Linked DNA regions of Homo sapiens: region 1 is linked to region 2. The links are chromatin contacts, found by Hi-C or POLR2A ChIA-PET in ENCODE. All regions are on one chromosome and are shown on one strand. The core of a region is the stretch at or near the end of the contact, and the rest is flanking DNA. Distances in the headings are between cores, read along the strand shown. Region 1 overlaps ITPR1 (inositol 1,4,5-trisphosphate receptor type 1). Region 2 has its middle 26 kb from the start of BHLHE40-AS1.

Region 1 (3,032 bases), core at 259-2,758, 160 kb after region 2:
CTGTATATTCTGCATCATTTATTAAATATTTTTATATATGCATTTACAAACTTTACTCATTTCAGAACTCTGCTTTCAATGCATTTTTAAACTGTTTTTTTTTTTTTTGCAGAGAGATTCTCTTGTAAAATGAGATCCATGTACAAAACTAGGCAACAGATATAAAAGTTTCCTTTCATATTTTTCATCCATCAAGAAAAGAAATCATGTGACAAGAAATAAAACCAAAATGTGGCTCTTTCAGAAGAATAACATGTCTGTGGTCAACTATGACTTCTAATGAGATAGTTCATATTTCATCTTTATATGGATGTATATAGTTTTAATACTTCTTAGCTACTGTAGCATGTTGGTTCAGATGAAGAAAAAATAAACTCTATTGTTTGGACTAGATAATCTAGAAACCATCAATTATGCATGTCTTTATAATGCGACATCAAAATTTACCCAGGAGATGACACTGATTGGCCAGCAGTATGCATTTATCCTGAACATTGCATAGAAAGTTCCCTTTAAAAAATTCATTATCTTCTTCACAAGCTAAAGTATGAGCCTCTAATTTGGCTCTCTTATTTAAAGAAATAGTTTAAATGATCAATTTAGAAGCTTAAAAGTATCTTTGAAACTAAAGTTGCTTTTCTTAAAATGAATGCTGATTTAACAGTTCATAGACTTGGAGCATTATCACTAGGAGACGGAGGCACTACTGCCACTAACGAGAAACAGCATCACCAGAGGATAATTACATGGTACAAAATGCCCAGGGGCCTGAAACTCACTATTAATATAATTTTGGCAGCAGCATCATTTGAAAGTTAACCATTTATTACATAGTATTAACACACCAGCTTCAAAGAAGTGCACTCCCTTTAGGACACTCGGGAGCTACAAATGTATTGTGATTGCATAATTCGTATTGCACAGTTTTATAAAAAACATAAATACTGGCTATTCTAGTTTTAAATACAAAATACATGTCATATACTTTTAAATCTATAATCTGGTTCAAGTGCAAATCAGGTGCTTTCTGTTAGTCCTTCCAAAAAAGGCATTTTTAATATTTTTGGCACAAATGAAATGTCATCATGCCAACAATTCTAATTACAATACATATATCCAAACCTTTAGAGTAGCAATCATATACATACAGTATAAAACTGAGTATTTACAAATGTATTCAGCATAAATGTAACCTTCGTGGGTGAATCAGAACTCATTAGCCATACCCACACTAATAATAATTATAAAAGGTAAATACAATTCCTTTCTTTCATTTGCTTATGCTGGTTGTTGTGGGTTGACATTCATGTGAGGAGGATGTCCTAGAAGACCAATTCTTTGTTTCTGCTTCCTTTGTTCTGTCATCTGGAAAGTTAAAAAGTTTCATCATTAGACCCAGATACTTCCTGTACGTCAAATCGCATACTGAACCATAGATTTACCTCTGTGGTTATGGTTTATACTGAAACCCACTTTCTACAAATAGTGTACCATCGCTATATCAAACACACAGCACTTCAAAAAAGGCATCTTCTTAGGCAGAATGGGAAATTCTGTGACCTAGTCATGCAATGTAACATTCAGAAGTATTGCTTGCCACTTGTTTCATAAAGAAACAAAAAACAATAAAAGCACAGGATTCTTTCTTGTTTCCCAAATGCACTTCCAAATGATTTGAAGACTCATTGGAAAATGGTGGCTTTGTACGATAGTAACAACACGCCATACTAACAAGAAAAGCAGTGTTTAGAATCCTAGGTTTGAGAGGGAGGGTTCGTGTCCACACTTTCAGTGGGTCCTGATTTTTCTCTTCAATGACTCTTGAGTAGTTGGTTAGAGAAAAAAAAAATTACCTACCATAACTAGGAAAATGAGAAATGTTCTCAAATCTCTTTGAGGTCCAGAATGATTAAATGCTGTAAATAATGCTGTGACCATTCACGGTATCTATTTCTTGCCACCCAGTAGACACTGAGGCTCGCTGAAGGTCAGGCGAGACCATTGCCTAAGACTAGTTCAAATGAAAAAGTACTTTCAAAATCCCAAACAAGAAGCCGATTCTATTCATTTGGTTGCTGAACTAAATATATTCTCATGTTGATGGGTCTCTAGACCTGTTCTAGGTATTTTAGGGCATACTTACTTCTGTCTCTGTATTAAGATTTTCCTTAACCCAGTTAGTCTTAGTTTTGGATTTTAGGGTGAGCATTCAAGTCAACTGAGATAAAAAGGCTATACGGAATATATATTCAAGAAAATTGTTGTCTGCAAGTGGGTTAAGGTCCTACTCCTATGTTTTTAGCTTCCTAAAATTGTAGAGGAATTAGGGTAAAAAGAATAAAGGCTTTGGAATCAGATCTAGTTTCTTATGGTTTTGTCATTTAACTTATCAAAGTCTGTTTTCTCATCCATACAATCAGGATGATAATTCCTAGCTGATTGGTGGAGAATTGCGAGGTTATACGCAAATTTATTAGCATAGCATCTGTCACATAGTAGATGTGACACTTAATCTCACTTTTCACATGAACTCATTTTTGGTACAAAATATCTGGAGAGAACATAAAACAAGACTAATTTACCTAGGTTCAATTTCAATGTGGTTATTTTTTCTTCTTCAAAACTAGCATTATCCTCTCAAATCAAAATACTATTTTTAGGCTCCTGTGGAGATGCTTTCTCTGTTATAATTTAGATGAGAAGACTTACAAGGACTTAGTATTTCCAAAAGGTAGCTTTTAATAAAGCTTTTAATTAAGAATTGGATTAGGAAATTCCAGCTAGCCCCTGAAGTTTCCTTAGGTGAGTGACATCTTTAAAGGAAGTGTTACACACTACACTGTATCCACAGATTCGGCTCAGGAAGGAGAACCTAATATGACACATGAAATAAATTCACAATTAGGTTAAAATGCCAGTAATTCATTCATCTTACTACCTGATAGTTCAGATGTTTAGCTCAGATTTTTCTCCCACAACCCTTCCCTTGGCAGGTAACCTTGAGAGGGAATCCAATACAACTTAGCTAAATT
Region 2 (3,106 bases), core at 131-2,630:
ACCAAGCCCAGCTAACTTTTATATTTTTAGTAGAGATGGTGTTTTGCCATGTTGCCCAGGCTGGTCTTGAACTCCTGGCCTCAAGCAATCCACCCACCTTGGCTTCACAAAATGCTGGGATTACAGGCGTGAGCTACCACGTCTGGCCCACTTTGACTTTTTAATCCTAACATCTTACCCTCTGTCCATTCAACAGAAACTTGGCTATGGCCACACAGCTAGGAAGGCGGGCAGGCAGTGCTGGGCAGGAAACTGTCAAGCCCTGGGGTTGTGGTCCAGGCTGGATCCCCTACCTTCTGGTAGGGATTCTTGTGGCTTAATCTCTGTACTTTGGATCCTAGAATGTCAGAGCCGAAAGGAACCTTTTGGGGCCCCATTTTACAAATGGGGCAACTGAGGCACAGAGAAGGGCTGGAAATTACTAGAAGCCACTGAGTAAGAGCCAGAGCAGAACTGGAAACTAGGTCCCTTGACATGTTTAGAAGAAGTAGCTAGCTAGATATCAGGAGTGGAAATTAGAAGAGAAAGACCAAGGAGGAGAAATGGCTCTCTGAGGAGGGTGTCTGACTGTGATGGCTGTTAGTGGGGCTACGAGGGATTAGAGAAGACTTGAGGAGGAGTCCCTTAGATCACTGGTTCAAAAGGGAAGAGAGGGTTAAGAAAACAGGACTTTGCCAAGGAGTGGACAGCCCTCTAAACTGGAATCCATTTGGATCCAGCCTGGCCATAGATCTCCAGATGCTAAACAGAATTTCTTGTTCTGGGCCTGGTCAGTTTGGAAGTCCTTGGTCAGTAGCATTTGGCTGGCAGCGAGCCGCCAGATGGCCTGCTCTGTGAGCACTTGCTGAAATCAGAGGCAAGGCTTGGTTCCCCTTCCCGGGAGCCTGCACTCCAGGTACCTCTGTGAGGCCCCACTCCAGTTCTCTGTCAGCATCTGCTCGGGGCTTTCCTCTTTCTAGGTCTTCTTCACAGCTCCTCCTATGTCACATTGCCTCGGGTCCCACCAGCACTGCCCTAAGCTGGAAAATCCCTCCGAGCCCAAGCAGCCCGTGACCATAGAGGCAGGAAACTATGACACTAGAGGCACACAGGGTGTGAGGTTTATTCTTGGTATGTGGTTGGGAAAGGCGGGGTTGAATGGCGGTGGGGTGGGATGGGATCCTCAAGAGAGATAGAGAAATCCAAAAAGAAGGAACCCCTTTGAGAATATCAGAGTAGTTTTCTTTTCTTTTGTTTTCTTTTCTTTTCCTTTTTTTTTTTTTTGAGACAGGGTCTCACTCTGTCACCCAGGCTGGAGTGCAGTGACATGATCTTGGTTCACTGCAATCTCTGCTATCCGGGGTCAAGCGATTCTCCTGCCTCAGCCTCCTGAGTAGCTGGAACTACAGGTGCACACCACTGCACCCGGCTAATTTTTGTATTTTTTGTGGAGTCGGGGTTTCACCATGTCGCCAAGGCTGGTCTCGAACTCCTGGCCTCAAGTAATCTGCCCACCTCAGCCTCCCAAGTTGCTGGGATTACAGGCATGAGCCACTGCACCCTGCCTCAGAGTAGTTTTCTTTCCCAGCGTGTTCCCTTTGCTTCAAGCCTCTGGGATTGTCTCTCTTCCTTGGGGTAGCCTCTGGGTGTGCGGGGAGCAGGGGAGCATTTTAGGATCAAGGGTTCAGCTCCTCAATCAGGGTCTCCAACCTATAGAGTTTAGCAGTAGCAATCGTAGTAACATAGGGAATATTGAAATTAACTGATCACTTTCTAGATGCCAGGTTTTATGTACCTAGTACAGTGCCTGGAACACAGTAAGTCCTCAATATATGGTAACGTGATTGTATGATTGTAATCCACCTTAGGAAGTGGCATGGGGCCAGGCATGCCTGTAATCCCAGCCCTTTGGGAGGCTGAGGCAGGCAGATCACTTGAGGTCAGGCATTCGAGACCAACCTGGCCAACATGGTGAAACCCCGTCTCCACTAAAAATACAAAAATTAACTGGGCATGGTGGTGGGTGCCTGTAATCCCAGCTACCTGGGAGGCTGAGGCAGAAGAATCTCTTGAGCCCGGGAAGTGGAGGTTGCAGTGAGCCGAGATGATGCCATTGCACGCCAGCCTGGGCGACAGAGTGAGACTCTGTCTCAAAAAAAAAAAAAAAAAAAAAGAAGAGGCATGAATCCCAATCCCATTTTAGAGATGGGGAAACAGATTCAAAGACCACAAGTCATTTTTCCAACATGGTACAGCTGGCTATTCATTCGCTCACTGATTCAATAAGTATTCATGGAGTCCTTGCTGTGTGGCAGCCACTGCTGTAGATGACAGAAATGGAGCCCTGCACGTGGCCCCCGCCGTCAGGGTTCATCTGTGTGTGTTCTACTGAAGGGAGTCAGGTGATGAACACACAGCAAGTCAATAAGGAAGGGAATTGCAGATTGGAATAGAAAACAGGCATTGCAGGGAGATGTGGAAGAAGTGAGAACATGACAGTGCTTTAGAAAGGAAGAGAAGGGAAGCCTTTTTAAAAATCTTTATTTTTTGTAGAGATGGGATCTCTCTGTGTTTCCCAGGCTGGTCTCAAACTCCTGGGCTCAAGTGATCCTCCTACCTCGGCTTCCCAAAGTGCTGAGATTATAGTCATGAGCCACCATGCCCAGCCAAGGGAAGGCTTTTTAAGGGAGGTGACACTGAAGCTAGGATTTGATGAGTGTGAAGGAGCTGGGGAAAGGTCGTTTACAGCAGGGGCAACACCAACAGCAAAGGCCTTGTGTGGGGAGAGAACTTGGTTGGTTTTCAGGAGGTTCAGGGAGGCCAGTGGGAGTGAGGTGAGCAGGCAGGAGCATGGGAGGGAGGGAGATGAGGCAACCGGTGGGACAGGGACACACCAGCCTTTGGGGCCACGGGAAGAGCTGGGGCTGTCAGTGGCAGAGGCTGCCACGCTGGAGTTTAATCCCTCACTTCGGACCTCCATGGCCAGCCTGGGCTCTGCCCCTTTGGTCCCAGTCCTGACTCTGAGCTGGGCTTCAGCAGGTGTGACTCCCCTACGTCCCTGCCGGCCACAGCCCCCTCCACTCACAGTGTGTCATAGGACAGGCAGGGCCACTCCTGTTTCCCAGCT

Evidence for each region. Hi-C counts contacts between places; a loop is a spot of excess contacts on that map. ChIA-PET counts read pairs that join two places held with the same protein, here RNA polymerase II (POLR2A). Pooled maps may share reads with other maps.
Region 1: a loop to region 2 is called in a pooled map, with 4 times the contacts of the local background. The contact joins two enhancer-like sites. A Hi-C loop is called at or near these places in 3 of 168 maps with a recorded cell type or tissue (B cell, CD4-positive, alpha-beta T cell and naive thymus-derived CD4-positive, alpha-beta T cell), 15 of 37 single-sample maps with no recorded cell type and 13 of 50 pooled maps. POLR2A ChIA-PET finds 5 or more read pairs at or near these places in 13 of 52 experiments (A549, GM12878, activated B cell and 7 more).

Annotation. Positions count from the first base shown.
Region 1 is chr3:4,844,472-4,847,503 of GRCh38, reverse strand. ITPR1 (inositol 1,4,5-trisphosphate receptor type 1) reads right to left here. Exons shown (of 62, transcript NM_001378452.1): 62 at 1-1,365. The coding sequence ends at 1,279. All of the region lies in intron 2 of LOC124906209 (a long non-coding RNA gene), which reads left to right. Among named protein-coding and RNA genes, the nearest start is that of EGOT, 94 kb to the right of the region's middle. Within about 2 kb of position 1,508, at least 2 of the 41 ENCODE cell types and tissues checked have a DNase peak (open chromatin) inside an H3K27ac peak, as active enhancers do.
Region 2 is chr3:5,004,809-5,007,914 of GRCh38, reverse strand. No RefSeq gene overlaps it. Among named protein-coding and RNA genes, the nearest start is that of BHLHE40-AS1, 26 kb to the right of the region's middle. RefSeq lists enhancers at 190-319, 840-1,109. Within about 2 kb of position 1,380, at least 5 of the 41 ENCODE cell types and tissues checked have a DNase peak (open chromatin) inside an H3K27ac peak, as active enhancers do.